2 separate regions of the Homo sapiens genome follow, and region 1 is linked to region 2. A link is a loop called in an ENCODE intact Hi-C map of the cell type or tissue named here. Cell type or tissue: PC-3. All regions are shown on one strand. Links, peaks and the distances in the headings refer to the core of each region. The heading gives the core; the rest is flanking DNA.

What was found. A loop is a pair of places that touch in the nucleus more often than their neighbours do. Peaks named below come from ENCODE experiments on the same cell type or tissue, not always from the same donor. Only the 100,000 strongest peaks of a DNase experiment are listed, where the experiment ranks them.
Region 1: a loop joins it to region 2, with 4 times the contacts of the local background. A loop is called at or near these places in 4 of 110 quality-filtered maps.

The regions. Positions count from the first base shown.
Region 1 is chr13:109,769,153-109,777,152 of GRCh38, forward strand. All of the region lies in intron 1 of IRS2 (insulin receptor substrate 2), which reads right to left. Among named protein-coding and RNA genes, the nearest start is that of IRS2, 13 kb to the right of the region's middle. In PC-3, for the core only: no CTCF peak of the experiment used is centred there; a DNase peak (open chromatin) is centred at 4,329; H3K4me3 peaks cover 629 bases; H3K27ac peaks cover 391 bases.
Region 2 is chr13:109,336,196-109,353,112 of GRCh38, forward strand. No RefSeq gene overlaps it. Among named protein-coding and RNA genes, the nearest start is that of LINC00399, 56 kb to the right of the region's middle. RefSeq lists an enhancer at 12,588-13,787. In PC-3, for the core only: no CTCF peak of the experiment used is centred there; DNase peaks (open chromatin) are centred at 8,526 and 9,636; H3K27ac peaks cover 641 bases.

The DNA of each region.
Region 1 (8,000 bases), core at 1-8,000, 430 kb after region 2:
ATATACTTTTGAGGAAGAAATTCGAGTTGACGTATACTCTACCAAGTAACCACCACCACCCAGGGATACCACCACCATGATGATGGAATTGATGGCTACAGTATGAAAGTTTTTAAAAGCTCTGCATATTATTGTTCCCAAGGACTCTATCTCCCTCACACACTGTGACATGTGGGCTAACATCAGTAGCACGGCTGGCCGGGCTCAATTCCTCCTGGTCCCTTACTACCTCTTTCTCTTCACTTTCTCCTTTGAGCCTTAGCTCTCCATGCCAGCCACACTGGCCTCCTTCCTGTTCTGGAACATACCGGGCAACCTGCTGCCCCAGAGCCTTTGCACTGCTGTTCATCCCCTTTGCCTACTTGGATTCCTCCCTTAACATCTGTAAGACCGGCTTCCCCTGACCTTCAGGTTGCTTGGCTCAAATTTCCTTTCCCCCCTCTCCCTTCCCTGCTTCATTGCTAGAGCATTTCACCACCTGTAGTGCTTCATCTCCTAAATGCACATCCAAATTAAGTTTACTTCCTAGGTTTCAAAGGCAGACAGCTCACTGAAGACTCGCCCACTTTCTGTTATTCTTTTTAGCTTGAAAAACCAAATCTGTTTCTCTCTAGCCTATTCTTTCATATTGCTCAAATGGATGAAGTATTTTTGAGATAGTCTATATGCAACAATTGTCATCTTTGTAATGAAAACATGCAGAAATTTAACAGTTTGAATACATTTAAAAATTAAAGGGAGATCTCACCATTTTTGCCATCGTCCTTTCTGCCCCCAACTTTCTACCTTTCTCAAGCAACCCATAAGTAAAGTTCCTATTTTTCTTTTTTTCTGAAAACTGCAAAAGGTGGCAAAAGGTGAGAATGGGAGGAGACTCATCTGTGACTAACTCCCCCATCAGCCTCACGGGTGGGTGACTTGGAGCTCCCCAACCCAATGGGACTTCCTTCTTTCGCCTACACTGGCCACCACCATGGAGGGCAGGGAGGCCAAGAGCGGCAAGCAGCCCTTTGAGCCGGTGGGGGCTGTGGCTGGCAGGAAAGGAGGGGGCTTTCCTGAACAGGCTAGGGATGCCTATAGAAAGAATGTGATCAATACCCTTAACGCAGCCTTTGGGGCTGCCTACAAAAAGGAGCCAAGAAACCTGACAATGGGGAAGTTTCTGGAATACTACCATTTACAACAAAGACTGAGCACAGAATGAAGTACCAGGAGAGCTTGGAGGCAAGGCCGCCAAGAGCTCAGGGCAAGCTGACATCTAGGAATCGGGATAGCAGCAGAATCAAAGCTACTATTTTTCAGAGAAGAAAACTTACAAACACTACCTCATCTGATGCACCCCAGGTTCACGCAGGGGTGAAGGGGTGAAACATCTGAGTGGTCCCAGCTGTGAATGGGACCAGTACTGTGAATGTTCCAGCAAGGATATCCACTGTCGCAGCAGAGACATCCCGTGAAACATCCCATTCTCTGTGCTCAGCCAAGATTGCCTGCGGGGTGGACACTTATGAAAAGGATCAGAGGGGCTGCCCAGAAAATGGTGCCCGGTGGGATGCTGCCAAGTTGACTCTGAAGGCACCTAGGGAACAGAGGCCAGGCTTCACATTTCTTCTGCATCTCCCAGGACATCTACTCTTGTGCTGACACACGCTGAACTCTCAATACATTGATTGGCTTAAAATATCAACTGTGTTCTGCGTTTTGGAAATGGCTGAAGACCCAGTGATTCTAAACAGCCCAGCGAACCTGGACAGATCAAGACTCACACAGATGAATGTGTATCACCCAGACTTGTTCTAAGAACTTCATTAAATGCTCCCTGCTGGGAAAACTTGGACATTTCATTGCAGTGATTATTTCATCTCGAACTAGGAACACTGATAAGCTAAGCTGCAAATAACAGTAAGACGGCAAACTGAACCAAGGTGTGTCCTTTCTACTGGACCACTGAAACTTTCATCTGTCCCCAAACACCAAAATGCCCTTACATGTAGAAGCTACAAAACCTTTAGGAGAAATTCTCATTTAAAAAACTTGTCAGAACAAATAATCTCAACAATGTCTTTGCATCAATGAATGCAAATTCATGGATGTTTATATCTAAAAGGGTTTTGTGTAGCCTTTGTATCTAGTATTTTCATGCAGTTCAATATTAATATTTAATTTTTTTCTCTTTTGCTTTCTCAGCCAGCTAAATTAAAGTTAGTTTTCTGAAACTGCAATTAAAATAAATTTACAATCCTGGATTTATAATACTTTAAAAGAGAAAAAGAGATTTGGTACTTTTGCAACTAACACATTTTGCTAAAGCATACTCAAATATACTTTCAGTTGAACTATACATTTAGTAGATGTCTACTTGACAACATAAGTTATTTGTACAAGTCTCAGCACACTCACCTGATATATAGAACTGGAAGAGGGTATGGGTAGCTTATGGATTTGTTTTCTGTTTCATTTGCGTATGTAAAACGTTATTTTAGGTTGCTTTTATGCAGGAAGACAATAAAAAGTGAATACCTACTATCATACCAGAATAAAACTGAAGCAAAGCACTTTAGTAATTTATTTTTTTAAAATGCACCAAAGGTGTGGGGTAAGAAACTGACCACAAGACTCTACTTTTCCAGGAATTTCTGCTGTCTGGGAAGTTCAGAAGCCCTGCAATGTCCACAGTAAACTAGGGTCCCAGTACCTCCATTTCTGACCTCTTCAAACAGAAACAGTCTCTGCTCAATACACTCTAATCCACGACTTGCTTAATCCTGCTTATTGCGTGGAGTTTCTAAAGGATTATGTGCATGGTTTTTAAATTTAGTAAAGAAATTCTGGCCTATTTCCAAAACTTTTCTCCCTGCTTCACAATTCCCCTTATTTATCCATCCATCTGGGTATGGGAAGTCCCGAACAAAGAAAGGAGGGCAGAGAGGCTCACCCGGCATGCGCTGGGCCCAGGCAGCGCAGGGCAGTCATGGGTGAGGGTGGCCACTGAGATGACGGGATCGGGGGCGGCTTCTGCCGCAGACCCGGGAATTCACGTGGTCAGATGGTCCCTGACTTCAGTCCCTATTTTCGGTGGTTCATAGCACGGAGCGGTGCAGGTAGGTGCACGCTCTTCCCAGGTCCTCTGCAGAAGGCAAAAGTTCCCAGAGGCACCCAAACCTTGCTGGGGAAAAGGCTTCTGGCCGATTCATGAAGACCCCCAGACCACACGTCTGCATCAGTTTTCCTGACTAAATTGGTGGGTGCTCAACAAACCCATCACTGCAACACAGGGCGCTCCGAACGTGGCTTTCTTCTTAACCTGGAAGAAGGTCCGTAACTCCATTCGCCCGGATAGCAAAACTGCTTTCCTGCTTTGCTCATCCAGCCAGGTCTCCAATCTCACCTGCTGTTTGGTGGGTCACGGCGCTCACCGTTGGGGGTGCTGGCCAGGAAGGAGGTACTGTCTCTTGATGCTGAGAGGCCTGACAGCTTGCACAAAGCAAACACTGCACTGCCCACAAGAGTTCCAGGCCACAGATTTGCCTATTACATTTTTTTTTTTTTTTTTTGAGACGGAGTCTCGCTCTGTCGGCCAGGCCGGACTGCGGACTGCAGTGGCGCGATCTCGGCTCACTGCAAGCTCCGCTTCCCGGGTTCACGCCATTCTCCTGCCTCAGCCTCCCGAGTAGCTGGGACTACAGGCGCCCGCCACCGCACCCGGCTAATTTTTTGTATTTTTAGTAGAGACGGGGTTTCACCTTGTTAGCCAGGATGGTCTCGATCTCCTGACCTCATGATCCACCCGCCTCGGCCTCCCAAAGTGCTGGGATTACAGGCGTGAGCCACCGCGCCCGGCCGCCTATTACATTTTTTAAAGTGTGAATATCTTAAGAATTTTTATGTGTTTGCTAAAGTGTTTCTTTCTGCTTTTGAAAGTGAGGTTATACCCACGTCATTAGAATAATGGCAGCTTCTGTGAAATTAAATTTGTATGAAAACTATTTATCTTCATATAAAAATCCAGCTAAATGATTTTTTTCCTGAGAATTAAAAAAAAAGAAAAAAACAAGGGCTGTTAAAAATAAAAAGGCACTGACAAAATACTCAATTCCCCAGAAGATAACCACCTAGCAACAACTGATTAGTTAGTTATTGGTCCTTAGGCAAATTCTAAATTGATTAGTTTTCAAATAAACTCATTAAATAGGTTAATGACTCATTTCTTAGAAAAATGTTAATGGACTTATCCATAATGGGGAATATATGATATTTCACTTATAGAACAAGCACCTGTCTTAGAGACACAGAGAGCAGTGACCGAATGCACCCGCTGACTCATCACTGTGTCACCGCCCAGGCTGAACCTGTTACACAGAGCCGCCTTCAATTCTGCTAGATAATCTAGGCCTTTCGATTTCACTGGGGGTCTTCATGAAACAATAACTTTGTTTCCTTTTCTTTGATAAAGTAAATACATGACCTTAAATATTTGCCAAATCTTCTCCCCACTCAGTAGACACCGTCCACATAGTCATGAACAGCCATATTTCTCTGATTTATAACGCGTTTCTTCATTAAGGAATTCTGCATTCTCTATTTCTGGCTTTCAGGGTTTCTTTTAGTCTATGGATGAAGAAAGTTACTAAAATGTTCCAAAGTAAAAAGACTAATATCATTTCCACAAATACTAAGTTGTTCTAAAGAGCATAGGCTGTATCCTGGGAGAAAGTTATTCATCAAGATACAAAGAACCAACTGAGATGTGTCATTGTTTGTATCACATTCTCCTACTCTTTCTTGATGATATCTACAAACAACTCTACCACTAATTGAATCAGTGACCTTGACTAAGACTCCGGACCTCACACAGCCTCTGTTTTCACAACCTTAAATAACTAAGTTACATTCTATCAACGGTTCTCAACTCTTCCTTCTCAGAACACCCTTGTATATTTTTTTCGTATTGTCACCACCTGAGTTGCAAGAGTTTTAATGTATTTGATGGTGGCGGTGGTGGGGAGGTATCTTACCAAGTATCATATACAGTTTGCTTTACCAAGAGGTAATGAAAGACAGCCAGAGCAATCTAAGTTTTCCACTTTGTTGACACATCTAGAGGTCCAGGAAGCATGACTGGAGTCCCCAGAACAGATCCATCACCAACTTGATGGTCAACTTTAAAATTCACTAGTAACATCACAGCCTTGAAAATAGTATCAAATACTAAACTCTCCAAACCGGAGGATGTAAAAACTGATTTCAATAAATAGAGCGCTTTCCTACCAGTCTTCCTCCTCAATGGTCCCCATTTTCCTTTGAATTGATACCCAGTGGAAGAAAAAGGGGGAGATGATTAACTATCACTCCAGCAAAATATTAACTTAAATGTTGCTTGAGGCAAGGGTCTAGGATAAAATCCTAATGTAATTATTGCATATGAGCTTCCCAAGCAGACAATATGACATTAGAGAACTGGGCTAGGGATACCAAGATGTTATGAGGTTGAACCCGACACTCCTTCTCCTTTTGGCTCAGAGATCTGGAGCAAGTCATCTGGCCTCTCCACACTGTAGGTTCTTGATTCCAAAGAATGGGGTTCATGGTGGTTCTGCCTATGCCATAGGATTTTTTGGAATATTATACCATATTGTATATAGGAAAATGTCTTACCACTATAAAGGGAAGAAAAACACCCTTTGAATTTTACACAACTCTTTTAACCCCAAGAGAAGAGTGGCAGGCAGTTATCCGTCAATATTGATCAGAATAATGGTACATCGTCATTGCATTCAACTTCAATAAGATTCTTTCAAAATCTTCAGTTGCCAGTTGTCTACCAAGTTGTGGGATTATCTGTTACACTTATACTTTGGAGGCCAAAGATTGACTTATTTAAGTCCATAGAATGCATACAGAAAGCACTGTATCATATTCTTAAATATTAAAGATTAAGCATTAATACTATGCAAAATCTTTCTTTTTTTTTTTTTTTTTTTTGAGACTGAATTTCACTCTTTGTTGCTCAGGCTGGAGTACAGTGTCGCGATCTCAGCTCACTGCAACCTCTGCCTCCCTGGTTCAAGTGATTCTCCTGCCTCAGCCTCCTGAGTAGCTGGGACTACAGGTGCATGCTACCATGGCTGGCTAATTTTTGTATTTTTAGTAGAGATGGGGTTTCTCCATGTTGGCCAGGCTGGTCTTGAACTCCTGACCTCAGATGATCCACCCACCTCGGCCTCCCAAAGCGCTGGGATTACAGGCATGAGCCACCAAGCTCATCCAAGAATGAATCATTCTTAACATAAACATAAGGATTTTAAGGTAACAAAATCACACAGTATAATAGGATTGTAAAGTAACAAAATCACATAGTATAATGAACTATATCATAATATCTGTTTTTATGCATTGAAAACAATTGAAATTTCATACCACACCGTAATAACTGACTCAAGTATTTGTACTAACTGTATAGGGATAAAGTAGCAGTAGACTATGCTTAAGTTATAAAGTTTCAACATGAACAAAGAACACATCATTAATCCTTGAATTTCAGTTATGGAGAAAAATATCATATCCAGCCTCCTGGAGCATGACTGGATGAGATATTATGGAAACACACACACACACACACACACACACACACACACACACACACACACCAGCCCCAAATATTTGTTGCTGGAAAACCTGATACTCTTTAAAATGAATATTAAAAGATCCAGCATTAGGCCGGGCGCAGTGGCTTATGCCTGCAATCCCAGCACTTTGAGAGGCTGAGGCGGGAAGATCACGGGGTCAGGAGATCGAGACCAGCCTGGCTAACACGGTGAAATCCCATCTCTACTAAAAATACAAAAAATTAGCAGGGCATGGTGGCATGCACCTCTAGTCCCAGCTACTCAGGAGGCGGAGGCAGGAGAATCGCTTGAACCCGGGAGGTGGACGTTGCAGTGAGCCGAGATCACACCACTGCACTCCAGACTGAGTGATAGAGTGAGACTCCGTCTCAAAAAAAAAAAAAGAAAAAAACCCAGCATTTACAGGGTGCAATGCGTGTGATCAGTTATCTTTAAAAAATATATCGTGGGTCAAAATATTTGATCAAATATTCCAAATTTCAGTAAAAACACAGTAAGCAAGGAATATTTTATAAACCTTGTGTATATAGATATCATATATGACATAAGAAAACTGGACAGAGTTTCCAAGGCTTCACCTTTACCCATTCAAGTTTTACAGTGTCTTTGGACACATAAAAGTGACTCTATACAAACTTAGTATTTTCCTAGTCTAATAGAAAATTAATCAGAACCACCAAATTGACTATTTTATCATTTGTAAACATGTAACCCATAAGTTTTAATCCAATCTATTTCAGAATTCTTATGTAATGAATTCACTTAAGTAATAAAGCTATAACACACAGAAGCATCTTGCATTATTTGCACCTACAGAGCAAAATGTTGGTATACAACATATACTCCAACTCTTTCTACACTAACCTTCACCTATGCATTGTATTTTAGCACCCAGTTAATGTAAGTCTCTGTAGCTATCTTGAAAGAAATTGAAATCAGTAGCAATCATCAACCCCATCATCTCCTCCATGCCAAATGATGACTTTACTAGTTTTCTTCAGAAAAGTCTAGCACTGAACTCTGTGTACAATAATCTACCTGAAATGAGTCAGAATAACCACTGCAGTCTTGAAGAACCCACTCAAACTAAATATAGAAAGAGTGTCCCTATCTAAACTTGGACAGCATTCTTTTCACAAAAATCATGATCTGACAGTTAATGTGTTTATAACCAATACTTTTGGACATTCAGAAAATTTTGTTTTCATTTGTTCATTAAAACGCCAACATTAAAACGTTTTGTTCATCTTGTATAGAAATATACATTCTGCTGTCATCCGTACTAGAGAAATGAAACAGAGAATCCACCTGCATTACAGCTGTCCAAATGCAGGATGGGGGGCGGGGGGCACAGCACTTTGCCTCACCCAGTGT
Region 2 (16,917 bases), core at 5,103-13,102:
CTTGCCTTCTTTCTGGATTGCCTGTTACTGCATACCTTGTCTGGCACTTTTTATTGGTGTTTTCTTAGACAATTGGTAAAAGCTGAGACATATTACTAGATAATGAGAAAAACTGGATTTTGGTTTCATGAATAAAAATGTCTATGCCTATTTGAAGAGTGAAGGCAATATAATCAAATCCTCACAGTGAAAAAGCAAGTCATGGTGCTTGCAGGTTTAATGCACCGGTTGAATTTAAGCCTGTGCAAAGTTAGCCTTGAAGACGAGCCAACCATGGGCTAAGAACCAGGTGAAAGTATTAACATGAGCCACTTGCTTTGTCTGTGCTCACTCTGGTTTTATCAATTTCAGTTGCAGTGATTCTGTTATTAGAATTCAATTCATGAAAAGGAACTTTTCATCCTCCATACTGCCTCCTTTACTAATGGAGAAAAGAAAAATAAAGAAAAACAAACCATATAGTTTATCTGTCAAATATATTCTAATTTCTGTAAACCTTGGTAATTCACAAGAAATAAAGAAAACACACGCAAGATAATTTGACAAAATCTCAGTACTCTTTATTGCCAAATCTTTCTTTCATGTGAGCATTTGCTCATGCCCAGTATCTCCATAATGATTGACTGACTTCTCCAAATAGTTAGATTTTGAAGATATCTTTACCATTTTTTTTTAAGTCTCCAGTTGAGTAATGAGCTTGGCTTGTTATGTGAGAACTCTGTTAAGGGAATCTCATCATAAAATTCCTGAAATGACTTTGAGAGGTAGCTGGCCGTGAACAAGGGCCATGAAGTACAGGCTTTCTTTCTGACTGTAACCCAAACAAACATTTGTGTTAACCTTTGCAGAAATACCTCTATTCACATATAAAATACAGGAGGAAGAGTGGAGTCAACAGGCTCATTGTTTCTTAAAGTGTGTCCATTGGAACACAAGTTCTGGAAGATCACTTTTGAAAAAAAATTTCTTAAATGAGGAAAGACCATTTGTTATATTGTCTTAATGATTCTTTTTCAATTAAAATATGTGAAATACCTTTAGTTTAAAAAGTTGTTTAGAATTTTAACTCATTTTTCTTTGCAGTCTCCATAGACGCTAAAAAAGCCTTTAACAAAATTCAACATCCATTCATGATTAAAACCACTCAAGGGAATAGTAACTGAGAGTTGTTTTCTTAGCAAGGATGTGCTTACCACACACATAAATAGATGTGTCTATCTATCTATGTGTGTATACGCGTATCTATCTATCTATATATATGCGTATACATATATATGCGTATACACACATACATATATATATCCCTAAATTTACCATGTTATTCCATAGAGAAACATTACAGATACTAAAGACATTTCCAGTAAGATAGGAAAAAGGCAAAGATTCTCACTGTCTGTGCAACCTGTGCATATTCTAACAGAGGTACTAGCTAATGCAATTGTATAAGAAAAATCAGCTAGAGACATGAGAATGGATTTTAAAAGTTCCTCTACTTGTAGATAATATGATAGTATACTTGTAAATCTCCAGAGAATGAATGATAAAATTAATTCAATGAAAGAATGCAGTGATGTAATAAGATATAAAACTAACACATAAATATCAACAGAGTTCATACATAAAAACAATAAGCAGTTAGAGAAATTTTCACTTACAATAGCATAAGAAATACTACTTAGAAATAAATGTGACAGAAAATGTGCAAAACTTCTATAAGGAAAATTTGGAACTTGTGAAAATTGTAAAAGTAGACATGACCAAATAAATGGAAAGTCAGTCTAGTTTTGGGGTCAGGAAGACTCAGCATTTTAAAGATGTATCTTCCCCCAGGTTGATTTACAAAATCAATGCAATCCCAATAAAAATGCCAATGAGCTACTTTATAGTATTAGACAACTTGATTATAAAGTTCATATGGAAAAACTAGCATGCAAATATACTTGGAAAAACACTAAAACCCAAAAAATCGAAGAAGGGGGAGTTGCTTTTACAGGTATTAAAACATGTAATATGTCCTGTATAATTAAAACAGCGTGAGGCTGAAACATGAATAGACAAGTAGACAAGTGGAAGAAAAACTGTGTAAAGTCTAAAATTAGACCCAAGTACATAAGGAAATGTAGTATATTACAAAGATGGCATCTCAAATCACTGAAATAATGGTGGACGTTTTAATAAGTTTGGCTAGGACAAATGAATAGCCATTTGGAAACAGGTAAAATTAGATTCATGTCTTGTATCTAAGAATATACTCTAAATTGATTAGAAATAAATATATTAAAGAAATCAAACAATTAGTAGAAGAAAATGTATAAATTCTCCCTAACATTGGTGTAGAGAAAAGCTTTCTAACTATGACTCAAACTTCGTAGGCAATAAAACAAAAGATTAATACATTTTACTAAATAAAAAATATACCTCTTCAAATTTTACATGATAAAATCTCCTCATAGCAAAATCAAAAGGCAATTGAAAACTAAGAGAAAATATTCTCAACAAATACCTCGGAAAAGTGGCTGATATCTCAAATATAGAAAAACATATTAAAATTCAGAGACAAAGGCAAAATATTATAGGTAAGTATGAAAAAGACATGAACAGACCTCTCAGATCTCCCTCTCTCTCTTGCTAGAGGCTTGCCAAATTTTATCTTTTCAAAAAGCTAGCTTTTCTTTCAATAATTTTTTCTCATTTTGTATTTTACTAAAATAAAATATTAATTTTAATAAATGAAAATAAAATACACAATGAGAAAAAATCATTTGTTAGTTCATTCTGTATTTTATTAATTTCCATTCTCTCTTAATTCCTTATTGCTACCATTTCTCCTATTTTGGTTTTGATTTGATCTTCTTTTTATCTTCTTAGGATGGAAGTTTAGATAACTGCTTTTGAATCTTCCTTCCCTTCTTATGTAATCATTTAAAGCTAAAAAATTTCCTCCTAAGCATTGCTTCAGCTGCATCCCAGGGGTTTTGGTATGTTGTGATTTTCATTTTTTCCCATCCCCTTAATTTTAGTAAATTTTATTTTTGGAACAGTGCTAGAAATACATGAATATTGAAAAGATACTAGAGAGAGTTCCCATACACCACACAACAAGTTCCTTTATCAACACCTGTAATATTGTGTGTGGTGCACTTGTTACAATGATGATCCAATGTTGATTCATCATTATTAACTATGCCCATAGTTCTTCAAATTGTCTTATTTTACCTCATGTATTTTTCTGTTCTAGGATCCCATCCAGGATCCCATGTTACATTTAGTCACCATGTCTCCTTAGTCTCCTCTTGGCTTTTGGAGTTTCTCAGTCCTTGTTTTTGATGACTCTGGACAGTTTTGAGGACAACTGCTCAGGTCTTTCGGAGAAGGCCTCTCTATGGAACTGCTCATGATTAGAGTGGGCTTATGGCTTTTCAGAATGAAAATCACAAAGATAAAGTGTCATTTCTATCACATTATATCCCGGGTGCATACTGTCAACATTACTTCTTTCTGCAGATGGTGACCTTGATCACCTGGTTAAGGGAGTCTTGGTCAGGTTTCTCCACCATAAATTTGCTCCTTTCCTCTGGTCCTGTACAATCAGAAGGACGTCACTGTTTGCATACTACACTTAGCGAGTGGGGAGTTATGCTCCCTCTCCTTGAGAGTGAAGCATCTGCATACATTATTTGGAGTTCTTCTGCATGGGAGATTTGTCTATTCTCTCTATTTCTTTATCCAGTCAGTCATTTGTATCAGCATAGAAAAATTGGTATGTATTTTAAATTTGGGTTATAATCTGACAACACTTTAAGTATTTTGTTTCTCATATCATCTTGTCAACATGTATGTATATTAGTAGAATAAATTTCTGGAAGTGGAATTATTGAATCAAAGATTATATACATTTTAAATTTTGATAAATGATCAGATTGCTCACCTTAAAAGTTATTCACATCTACTCTCCCCCAAGAAAAGCCTGAAAACATCTGCTTCATGATACCCTTGTTAATACATTGTGTTATAAAATGTGATAAGAATTGCCAGACCGGAATCTCAGTATGGTTTTAAGCATTTATGTCTTTGCTATTTATTAATTATGTATCACTTACTAAAATGAAATTTAATTTCTAATATTGGTCTATGGAGATATTCTATATAATTAGTTATTTCGAAAACCTATCATAGGCTGAAAGAATTCTATACTTGTTTTTGTCTATAATTCTCATGATTTCATTTTTATCTAGAAGATTTGCTTTCCTATGTTAATAATGTTATTTTATGCATAAAATTTCATGCCTTCAGTCTTCACTGTGGATAGCAACAATTAACATATAAAATGCCTTTGTCTTTTTTTTTTTGGTGTTTTTTGTTTGTTTGTTTATTTTCCAGAATGCAACCCTATCTGATATTAAGATTCTGACCCTTTACATTCTTGGCATTTTCATAGTATGCCATTCTCATCATGTTAACTTAAATATTTCTGAATTACAACTTTTTAGTTTGTCTCTTAAATATATATGTGCCGATTTCTTGCTTTGTTTTTTTCCCAGTTTTATTGGGGCGTGATTGACAAATAAACATGGCATATATTTAAGGTGCACAACATGATGACTTGATACGTGTACACATCCTGAAGTGATTCTCCCAATCAAGCTGAGTCTTTTTCCTTTACTAGTTAAGAGGATGTCAGATATATTGATCACTTTTACATGGAAAGCTTTCTTTGTGTTCTAGCGTTTTATGTATATTTTTTGCTATTATAAATCTTACACTACATAATATTTCACTACATGTCTTCTATTTATTTTTTCTGTTGATCTGAATTTTTTTTTTAGTTTTCAGACTAACTTTACCTGTAACTTTATATAGTATACTTCATTAAATACGTATGTATTTTTGGTAACAGCCTTATTGAGATAGAGTTCATATACACTACATATACCATAAAATTTACAGTGCACATTCACTGTTTTTCAAATTTATATATTTACAGAAATGTACCACCATGACCACACTCAGAACATTTTCATTATCCCCAAAGAAACCCACACCTTCTGTCATCTCTCAGCCCTGCCAGTCCCCTCTCCAGCCTTAAGCTACCCACAAATCTACTTTCTGCATCTATAGATTTGCCTCTTGTGGGCATTTGATACAAATGCAGTGTGAGGTCCATTGAGCCTCACTTCTAACAAACAGGGCAGGACAGAAATGATGACATGAGTTTCAAGGCCTGCCTCTTGTTCTCTTGGGTCTCATTCTGGAGGAAGCCAATTGCCGTACTGCGACTGTAGAAGACGCCCAAGCAGCCTCACCGATGCCGGCACTGCCTTCCATCCTGTGAGAAGGCACCTTGGACACAGACCCTCTGGCCCAGGCAGCCTCAGATGCCTGGAGTCCCAGCTGCCATTCTGATGGCAACCTCACTAGGCACCCTGAGCCAGAACTGCCCTTAAACTGCTCCCAAATTCTTCATCTGCAGAAAAGATATGGATAATATGTCGTTTTTGGTGTGTTGTTGACACTAAGTTTTTGAGTAATTTGTTAGGCAGCAACAAATAATGAATACAAATATTTTCCATTATTTCCCTGCCACTGTGGAAAAATCTACAGAAGTTTAGTTTTTCTTTCCTTCTACCTTCTAGACGAACTTTTCATTTGCCTTTTATGGTTGGCAGAATAATGCCACCCTCTCTCCAAGATGTGCTTCACCTAATCCCTGAAAACTGTGGATATGCTACCTTAAAATGGTAGCAAGGGACTCTACAGATGGGATTAATTTACTGATATTGGAGTGGGAAGATGATTATGAATTATCCGGGTGTGTTTAAGGGCCTTGGTAAGAAAAAGGCAGGAGCACTAGAGGCAGAAAAAGAGCTGTGAGGACAGAAGCAGAGGTCAGACAGATTTGCAGATGCCATGAGGCTGGTTTTAAAGGTGGAGGGAGGAGCCGTGAGGAAGGAAGTATAGGTGCTGGGCAAGGTGAGGAGGTGGATCCCCTCTAGAGCCTGCAGGAGGAATGCAAGTGTGTCAGCACCCTGATTTCAGCCCCAGAAGACTAATTGGACTGCCAATCTCCAGAACTGTGAGATCATAAATTTGCAGTATTTTCAGTTACTAAGTTTGTGTATTTTTCTACAGTAGCAATGGCAAACAAATACATCTTCTAACCTCAGGGTCCTTTAAGGTTCAGAAAGTTTACTAGCTATGTCTTATGGTTGTCTTTTCTACATGGATTTTCCTCGGGACATAAGATACCCTCTCAAACTGGAAATGTAAATATTTGTTTTTTGAAGTTTTTTAAAATAATGTTTTTTGAATATTTTACTCTTTTGTTATTTTGATACCCTATGTGATGGTTAATACTGAGTGTCAATTTGAATGGACTGAAGGATGCAAAGTATTGATCCTGGGTGTGTCTGTGAGGATGTTGCCAAAAGAAATGAACATTTGAGGCCGGGCGCGGTGGCTCACGCCTGTAATCCCAGCACTTTGGGAGGCCGAGGCGGGCGGATCACGAGGTCAGGAGATCGAGACCATCCCGGCTAAAACGGTGAAACCCCGTCTCTACTAAAAATACAAAAAATTAGCCGGGCGTAGTGGCGGGCGCCTGTAGTCCCAGCTACTTGGGAGGCTGAGGCAGGAGAATGGCGTGAACCCGGGAGGCGCAGCTTGCAGTGAGCCGAGATCCCGCCACTGCACTCCAGCCTGGGCGACAGAGCGAGACTCCGTCTCAAAAAAAAAAATAAAAAAAAAAAAAAAAGAAATGAACATTTGAGTCAATGGGCTGGGAAAGTCAGACCCACCCTTAATCTGGGTGGGCACCATCTAATCAGCTGCCAGCATGGGCAGGATATTAAGCAGTCAGAAAAATGCAAAAAGGCTAGATTGGCCTAGGCTCCTGGCCTAGGCTCCCAGCCTACATCTTTCTGCTGTGCTGGATGCTTCCTGCCCTCTAACACAGAACTCTCAAGTTCTTCAGTTTGGGGACTCAGACTGGGCTTCCTTGCTCCTCAGCTTGTAGACGGCCTATTGTGAGACCTTGTGATCATGTGAGTTAATACTTAATAAACTCCACTACATATATATATAGATATAGATATAGATATAGATATCTCCTAATAGTATATATATATATCCTATCAGTATATATATATATCCTATTAGTATATATATAATATATATCCTATTAGTATATATATAATATATATCCTATTAATATATATATATATCCTATTAGTATATATATATCCTATTAGTATATATATATATATCCTAATAGTATATATATAATATATATCCTATTAGTATATATATAGTATATATCCTATTAGTATATATATAGTATATATCCTATTAGTATATATATAGTATATATCCTATTAGCATATAGTATATATCCTATTAGTATATATATAGTATATATCCTATTAGTATATATATAGTATATATCCTATTAGTATATAGTATATATCCTATTAGTATATATATAATATATATCCTATTAGTATATATATAATATATATCCTATTAGTATATATATAATATATATCCTATTAGTATATATATTATATATATCCTATTAGTATATATATAGTATATATCCTATTAGTATATATATAGTATATATCCTATTAGTATATATATTATGTATCCCATTAGTGTATATATATATCCTATTAGTGTATATATATATCCTATTAGTATATATATATACACACTATATATATATATCCTATAAGTATATATATATATACACACTATATATATATATCCTATACTATATATGTGTGTATATGTATATGTATTTATATGTATATATGTATATACACACATATATATGTGTATGTGTATATATATAGTGTGTGTGTATATATATATATCCTATTAGTTCTGTCCTTCTAGAGAACCCTGACTAATACACCCTACTTAGGTAAATCCATCACACTTTCTAGATTTTACTTGCCTTGTTCCATAACTACTGTTTTTCACTGTAATCCCATTAACTCTTTGCTCATTTTCTTTATATTTTGAGTGTTTTTCTCAGTACAGTCCATTATGTGCAGAGCTGTATTTTCATAGTATTTCTCCTTAGTGCTGCTTCCCATTTAGCTATCATTTTTTCCTGTGCATTTATATTTTTCACATTTTTTCCTGAGCTACACCAGCTCACATAGCACATTCTTCTGAGGTCCCAATATATCACCCATGAACTAATGTGTTTCTGCTGCGTGTTTTGTTTATACAGATGATGGTTTCATTTTGTTGGTAATTTGTGAAGATAGGTTGGATCATAATCTCTCTTTGTGGTAGCGTTTTTCTAATGCAGGTTTTTGTCTGCATTAGAAATTAATTTCTCTGTTCTTTCTTCCCATTTGTAGAATTGTACAATCTTTGTATATTTTGCTTATTCCTTTTAAATTATTTCTCGAATATTTCTCATGTTTGAACAAGACAAGCTCTCCACATATTGACTATCTGTAGGAAGTCCATGTGGGACCTGGGGCAGCGTGTGCTTCAGGATGTTAGGAATTCTCAGAATGACTCAGGACTATGGAGTGCAGATGAGCTTCTGGACTCTCATTTCCTTTCATCCAAGCAGGATCAACATTCGGGGGACTCCCAGTGGAACTTCTCCTTGCCTCACCACCTGCCTCATGTTGTCACCAAGGACAACCTTCTGAAGACACTTTGGCACGGTGCTCTCTCAGCCACTTTTCCTCAACTTTCTCTCAGAGCCAGACGAACTCTGGGGACGCTCTCAGGGCCGGGCAGAACTCATCCCCATCCTGTGACCCGAGTTTAGATCTAACCTGCATGGCTGCCATCTACCTTGAACAAGTGGACTTTGATGGCCTTTTCTGAGGTCTGGGACCATAGGTGTCCACCCTCGAGGGTTTCCATGTTTGATTGTCACTGCTTTTGAGAGGCTAGGCTTCTGTTTTATTCTTTCTTTCCTTCATTTTTATTTTTCTTTTTTAAAAATTAAAGATGAAGTTCATTTGTTTGTTTTGCTTCTTATTTTGGAGTTAGTTTCTACAGGAGGAGGAAAAGAAGCCAAATTTTATTCACCAAATTCAATTCAAAATTAAATACAAGTCAAAAGCAGAAATTCTTACCAGCTCTGGCTTGATGAGGGATCTATCTTGTTTCAAAGGATTTCTCAGAAAGAAATTTCCAACACCTTCTTTTGTGCTTCATACTGGCATCCCTAGATTATTTAAATCTTGATACAGTCATTTGCTGTAGTAGACATTCCCACAATCATTAGATTACCCACTTATTTGAGAAGCATGTTTTCCATGCCTTCAAGTAAGTGAATGATAAAAGCATTTGACTGGATTTAATCGTATCAGAACCTTTTGGCTTACTGCTAATGACTTCCTTTCAGGCTGATATCAGTACATTAATCACCACTTTTTAAAAAAATAGTTATTCACTGCTTTACGTTGCATCCGATTTTGCTATCAGTCCATTCATGTCATCCTGCTGTGCTTCCGTGAACATATTAAACAGAACTCTGTCACATGCTTTGATGGAACCCAGCTACCCCACATCTATGTCATCTTCCAAGCTGCCAGTCCAGTCAAATGTCAGAAAGCAAATGAGGTGTGACTCGCTGTTAGTGAAGCCATGCTGACTCCTGAAAATCATGACTGCTTTTTCTAAAGGGCTTATAAGTCTGTAGCACAATAGTCCATTCCACAGGTTTACCAGAAAATACCATCAAGTATGACTATTTGAGGTTTCCAGGACTCGTGGCTTTGCCCTTTCACTTTCTTTGTGATTCTTCAAAGATAGTTGAAATTGGGTTCTGCACACTTTGGAGTAAAATCCAGCTCTACCTGGAACCTCAGCCCCATGCACGTCAGCTGCTCTTATTGCCTCTGAGCTCCGGGACCCCACTTCCCATTGCACCCATTTGTTCTCCCTGCTGCCCCTAAAGATGGATCTTAAAGGAGAAAGTTGGGGGGAAAAAGGAGCAGAGGAGCAGCTTTGTCCTCTCTCATCTCTCTTATCTGCTCATTGATCCCAGATTGTGGGCTCATGCAGTTCTCCCTAGGGTTGCCTGTTCAGAGCAGTCCTGAAAGTTACTCCTGGCTGTCAGTCCTGTGGCATATCATGAATCCTCTCGGAGCTAGATCTCACCCTTTTGTAAGTGGGGACAATCAGCCCTGCCTGATAGGACTTCTCAATGGCTGAGATAAGACATAGAACAGCATATAATGCCTGACACCTGGGAAGCACAGAATAAATATTAAGTCTCTTATTGTGATCATCATTCTCCATGGCAGATTAAAGGGTAGGCTCATTACTCATTACTTTTAATGGCAAAAGCTGCAATTACTTTTGCACCAACATAATACAACAACTATGGAAAACAGTGTGGAGATTCCTTAAAGAACTAAAAGTAGATCTATCATTTGATCCAGCAATCCCATACTCTTGTGTATCTACCCGGAGGAAAAGAAGTCATTGTGTGAAAAAGATACCTGCACGTGCAAGTTTATAGCAGCACAATTTGAAATTGCAAAAATATACAACCAGCCAGATGCCCACTAATCAATGAGTGGATAAAGAAAATCTGATATATACCTATATATCACATGTATATATATCTATATCTATATGTGTGTGTATATATATATATATACACATACACATAGACACATGGAATACTACTCAGCCTTGAAAAGGAATGAGATAATGGCATTCGCAGCAACCTGGGTGGAATTGGAGACCATTATTCTAAGTGAAGTAACTCAGGAATGGAAAACTAAACATCATATGTTCCCACTCATAAGTGGGAGCTAAGCTATAAAGATGCAAAGGCATAAGAATTTTACAATGGACTTTGGGGACTCAGGGGAAAGGGTTGGAGGGGGATGAGGGATAAAAGACTACACATTGGGTACAGTGTACACTGCTAGGGTGATGGGTGCACCAAAATTTCAGAAATCAACACTAAAGAACTTATTCATGTAACCAAACACCACCTGTTTCACCAAAACCTATTGAAATAATAAAACTGAATTCTTCAGAGAGATCCCTTTAGAAAAAGCATTTTATTATCAGCCTTCCCAATTCTTTTTTTCACCAAGTTCACTGGTGATATAATAATTAGGATTTTTAAAAATTACTTATGTGTTTTAAAGTGATGCCCTCTTTCAGAGTCTCTGACCATGGATTACACCCGTTTCATCATTGCTCCCACCTTTGGCCTTTCCCAAACCAGGTCCTCCCTGAATTCCTTTCTGGAAAGACCTGGGATAGAATTGACCAAGCCATCTTTCACTTTCTTTCTTTTCTCTTCTTCTGCATAGCTAACAGATCTATCAAGTTCTGCTGATTTTACTTCCATGCACTTGTTGAATCTGCCTTGTTCTCTTCATCACTCTTGCTACCACCTCACACTGTTTCCTTGCTTGTGCCCTTTCTGTGAGTTGGTCATATTCCCTGCCACCAGATCTGCTCTCTGCTGCCAGAAGGGTATTTCCAAGACCCTATTTTAATAGCACTACCAGATTGATAAACATTCTGTAACATATTGAAAATTTTTCTAGGTCAGGCATGGTGGCTCATGCCTATAATCTCAGCTCTTTGGGAGACTGCAGCGGGCGGATTGCTTGAACCCAAAAGTTCAAGACCAGCCTGGGCAACATAGTGAGACCTCACTCCTACAAATAATAATAATTAAAAAAATAGCTGGGCCTGGTGGCTCATGCCTGTAGTCTCAGCTACTTGGGAGGTTGAGGTGGGAGGGCCAGTTTAGTCTGAGAGGTCAAGGCTGCAATGAGCCATGACTGTGCCACTGCATTCCAGCTTGGGCAACAGAGTGAGATCCGAAAAGAAAGAAAAGAAAAGAAAAGAAAAGAAAAGAAAAGAAAAGAAAAGAAAAGAAAAGAAAAGAAAAGAAAAGAAAAGAAAGAAGGAAGGAAGGAAGGAAGGGAAAGAAAGAAAGAAAGAAAGAAAGAAAGAAAGAAAGAAAGAAAGAAAGAAAGAGAAAGAAAGAAAGAGAAAGAAAGAAAAAGAAAGAAAGAAAGAAGGAAGGAAGGAAGGAAAGAAAAAGAAAGAAAGAAAGAAGAAAGAAAGAAAGAAAAAAAGAAAATTCTTCTAAATCAATAATCAAGAAATGTAATTGCCAATTTAAAAATCAAATATTATGACTGATTATATCATGTTTAGATTTATCTCACGTATCAGCAATTAATATACAAACATGATAAATTTAACAAAGTGACTCTTCTATAAGCATTAACAAGTTTTCTTCAATTAAATTTAGAACTTTGAAGGACAGTGATCCTAATAAATAATTATTATAAACTTATAAAAAGAGAATACATTTTTTTTTACCCATTGATGTTTCCTGTAGTTGTCTTAATTCATGGATCTACCTGAAAAACTGTGGGTTAATTTTACCTTCTTATTCTGGCTTGAAAATTTTTAATGGAGCTGTTTTGGTGGTGTAACCCATTAAATGGTCATCAAAATGCATGAGGGAAGAAAAATGCTAGATGAACTATGAGTCATTGGTACTTACTAATTCTTCCATCAAAGCTTTTAAAGTGTTTACTCTCGTTCGAATAAAATCTACTATGGGTAAGAAAAATTTAAGTAGGATGTTTGTCCAGAGAAATTTGAGTCTAAATGCACAATTAAATTACCACTTAGTAGCAAAATTTATTATTTGAAATATCTTCCAAATATCTGTGAAAATGAATGACAAATCTTATCACATTCTAACTCCCGAAGATTTTTTAATAGCACATGTTTGAGATATAATCACTGTTTGAAGTTGTAATCTAAATGCTTTTAACTTTGTCATTACTGTTGTAGTTTCACTGACTTGAAAAAAATACTTTAAAATAATGACTAAGGAGATTCTTCACTCCTACTATTTCCCTGCAAGGAATAAGGACAGGGTGCTTGGTGCAATCACTCAGTAGATAAATTCTTGTTACATTAACAGTTTAAGTGAATAAAAGGAGACCCATACAGAAGAAGTAAAGTGACTCATAGAATTAGAATTTCCTAAGATCTACAAATTGATCTTATACTTTGAATAATACCATACCAACTTTTTGCATTTGTTTCAGGAACTTTAAAAATTGAACTACTAATGTAAAAATAAGCCAGGAAAAAAAACAAGAGGAATGAAGAAGAGAGAAGTACCCAGAAACCACATGAAAATGTCCAAATATAGAAGTGGACGTGACCAAAGGTGAATTTCTTTAATTTGTCCAGAAAAATAAAGCATGTGTTTCTGGCACTGTACCAAACTTGTGTAGGTGTTACTCTGTTTGCCATTTTTGGTTGTATATATCTTGAAGATTCTTTTAAAGACAGTTCCATCCTCAAATAGGATAATTACTAAATAGATGCTACATTCAGAGGATGTTATACAGGAAAAAAAATGACAGAAATGCCTAGTATACCAGTGTAGCACAAAGAGAAGTGGATAAGTCTCTAGGGGAGGGGATGAGGCTGTTAGAGAAGAAAAGGTGAGTTAGCTGCGTTGAATTGAAGGGTGAGCTGAATATTGTGTGCAGGCAAAGAGCTAGGGAAGGTCTGTTAAGCAGGGACCACATCCGATGCAAAGGCCCAGAAGCAACAGCACAGGCTGCTTAGCAAGCTGCAATGTTTGCTGTGGATGGAGCACAGAGTCTGGAAGGAACATGGAGTACAGGTTGAAGCTGGAAGCCACGGAGGTAAAAGAAGGCATCATGTTTGGTACAGAAGGTTGTTTCAGTAAATGTCCTATTACCTTAAGACCACCCTCAATAAGGGGCAGAGATTCTAAGATTTAAAAAAATCACCTGAAACCCATAAATACACATCAGTAATTACAAACACACGTCAAACACTGAATTAATAAATATGTTTTCAGGGTGCGAAGAGATGGTGTCACGAATAGCTTTCTCCTGGGGCACGACCTGGATTCTGTCCCAATCATGCTGCCAATACATTGGCAAACCAAACAAAAGTTTCTAGTTTTCTTACTCTTTGTAAGTCACAGTGCTCTCTGCAGAAAGAAAGAATAATAATTGTAAACTTGGAGAAATAGCTTAAATGCTAAGCACATAATTATTACTTCTCTAAAAACCTTTGCAAGCAAGAGTAATCACCCAGATATTGGCAAATCTGAACAGTTCTGCCATTTCCAATGGTGTGATAGTGTTTAGCATCATAATTACAAGATTTTTAGAGACGTATAAAGGAATAGTAATTACAAATTTTAAAAATATACTATACATAATTAAAAGTCAATACACTGCTGTTCACTCACATTTACTGTAATAATAGAGTATGAACAGACAATACAATTGGGTCGAAAGGGATGTTCTCTGAGAGCTAGGACATCCGGAATGAAGTCTTGGTTGATGGCCTTCTAGAGTATAATGATAAGGTGGCAAGTGCTGGTTACATATGTCTTCAAATCGCGGGGACTGAGTAGATGCTATCCTTTACCACGTACAACCAGTCACCTTGGATCATGGCTGAGAGGCATGAAAAATTCTTTTAAATCCCTGATTTTCTCTAGTGTTCCATAATTAAATCACATAAAATCTGGCATGAGAAAATTTAATACATTTCTAAGAAATAATTGACTTGGAGAAACAATAAAAAAACTGAATATGGTAGTCTCTGCCCTAGAACTTAGATTGTAGGCATTGCCTTGGGCTACAGAGTATTGAATGTGTGTACCTAGCTCAAGAATAACGGATCGGGATTCAGAGATGAGATGTCTGTGGGGAGTGGTAGATGATAAGAGATGTTGAATCCAACTGTTAAGCTTTATTTTTATGATCTGAGCCAATTTTTTTTTTCAGCTTATGTTCTTATGCATTGACACACTGATGTAGGCCGCCATAATAAAGCCTGTTAATATCTGGAATTTTATTCCAGGAAATATTGGTCTGTGTTTTTGGAAGTCACTTCTGTCTGTAAGACCTCTTGCAATTAGGATTAAATCTTCCCACGTTAAAGATTATCATTGTCCAGAGGCAAACAACTGGTGTTATTTAAAGGGAATACGAATTATTGACCTCAAAATATGAGCTTACCACACTCAAAGACAGCCAGAATATTAGAAGTTTCAGATTACAGAGTGAGGCTTTTAAGAGGAATATTTTGCAGCATGTATTTCAACAATCACCCATACCCTAGGATCCTTCTGTGTTTGGCTGAGTTCAGAGATTCTGCTCATCAGTTTTTGAAGACATGTATTATAGGTTGGTGCAAAAGTTATTGCGGTTTTTACTGTTGAAGGTAATGGCAAACACTGCAATTACTTTTGCACCAACCTAATAATTTAGTATATACACTATATATGTATGTCTTCATATATAGTATATATATGTAATATATTGTGTTATGTATAATAAAGAATAAGTATATATTACATAGTATACATACCATATTATATAGTATATGTAATATATACTACTATACATGGTAGTATATAATTATTACAAATTACATAAATATACAACATATATCACATATGTAAGTTACGGACATGCCACTATAATTTAAAGAAAAGAAAAAGTGTTTCAAAAGATTATTTTAAAACATACCACTATAATCAATAATAATATCAATGATAGTAGGTAACATTTTGAGTTTTTCATCTATGCCATATACTCTTCTAAGCTTTTTGAGTATTTTCTTTTCACCTTAAAAACAAACCTGTATACATTTACCAAAACCCATCGAATGGGCAACACCAGGAGTGAACTCTAATGTAAACTGTGACATTTGGGTGATGATGATGAGTCAATTTAGGTTAATTGATTGTAACAAATGTACCCCCTGGCAAGGGATGGGGATAATGATGAGGGAGGCAGTGTGTGTGTGTGGAGGTGAGAGGGTGGGGAGGTGTATGGAAATCTCTGTACCTTTTGCTCAGTTTTGCTGAGAACATAAAGCTGCTCTAAAAAAAATAAAGTCAATTTAAAACCAAAACACATCATAAGAAGTTACTCTCACCATCTCCATTTTACAGATGAGTAAAATGAGGCAGGGGAATGCCCAGCATCTTCCCTGGGTTCACACAACAAGCACTTGGTAAAGTTAAGATTCAAACTGGCACAGCCAGCTGCAGAGCTCACACTGGTCTGTATAAAGTAAGAAAAGACATCTATTCCCATTGATATGGTTTGGCTGTGTCCCCACCCAAATCTCATCTTGAATTGTAGCTCCTGTAATTCCCATGTGTCATGGGAGGGAGCTGGTGGGAAGTAATTAAATCATGGGGGTGGGTCTTTCCCATACTGTTCTCGTGATAGTGAGTAAGCCTCACGATATCTGATGATTTTATAAAAGATAGTTCCCTCGCACACACCCTCTTGCCTGCCCCCATGTAAGATGTGGCTTTGCTCCTCCTTCGCCTTCTACCATGATTGTGAGGCTTCCTCAGCCATGTGGAACTGTGAGTCAATTAAACTTTTCTTTATAAATTACCCAGTGTTGGATATGTCTTTACTAGCAGCATGAGAACAGACTAATACACCAATCTAAAAATATCTATATCACTATACCCTTTCCTTATGTGTTTGTTTTAAAAGTAATGGAGATAGGCTGAGGGCAGTGGTTCACACTTGTAACCCCGGCACTTTGGGAGGCTGAGGGAGGAGGATCGCTTGAGCCCAGGAGTTCAAGACCAATCTGGGCAACATAATGAGACCTCATCTCTACAAAAAAATTTAAAAAATTGCTGGGCATGGTGGTGTGCACCCGTGGTCACAGCTATTCAGGAGGCTTGAACCTGAGAAGTCAAGGCTGCATTGAGCTCTGATCACACCACTGCACTCCAGGCTGGGCAACAGAGCAAACCCTGTCTCAAAAACAGAAGAAACAAACAAAAATAATGATAAAAAATAAAAATAGTGGTGATGTTGACGATTAAAAATAATGCCTAGGAGTTAT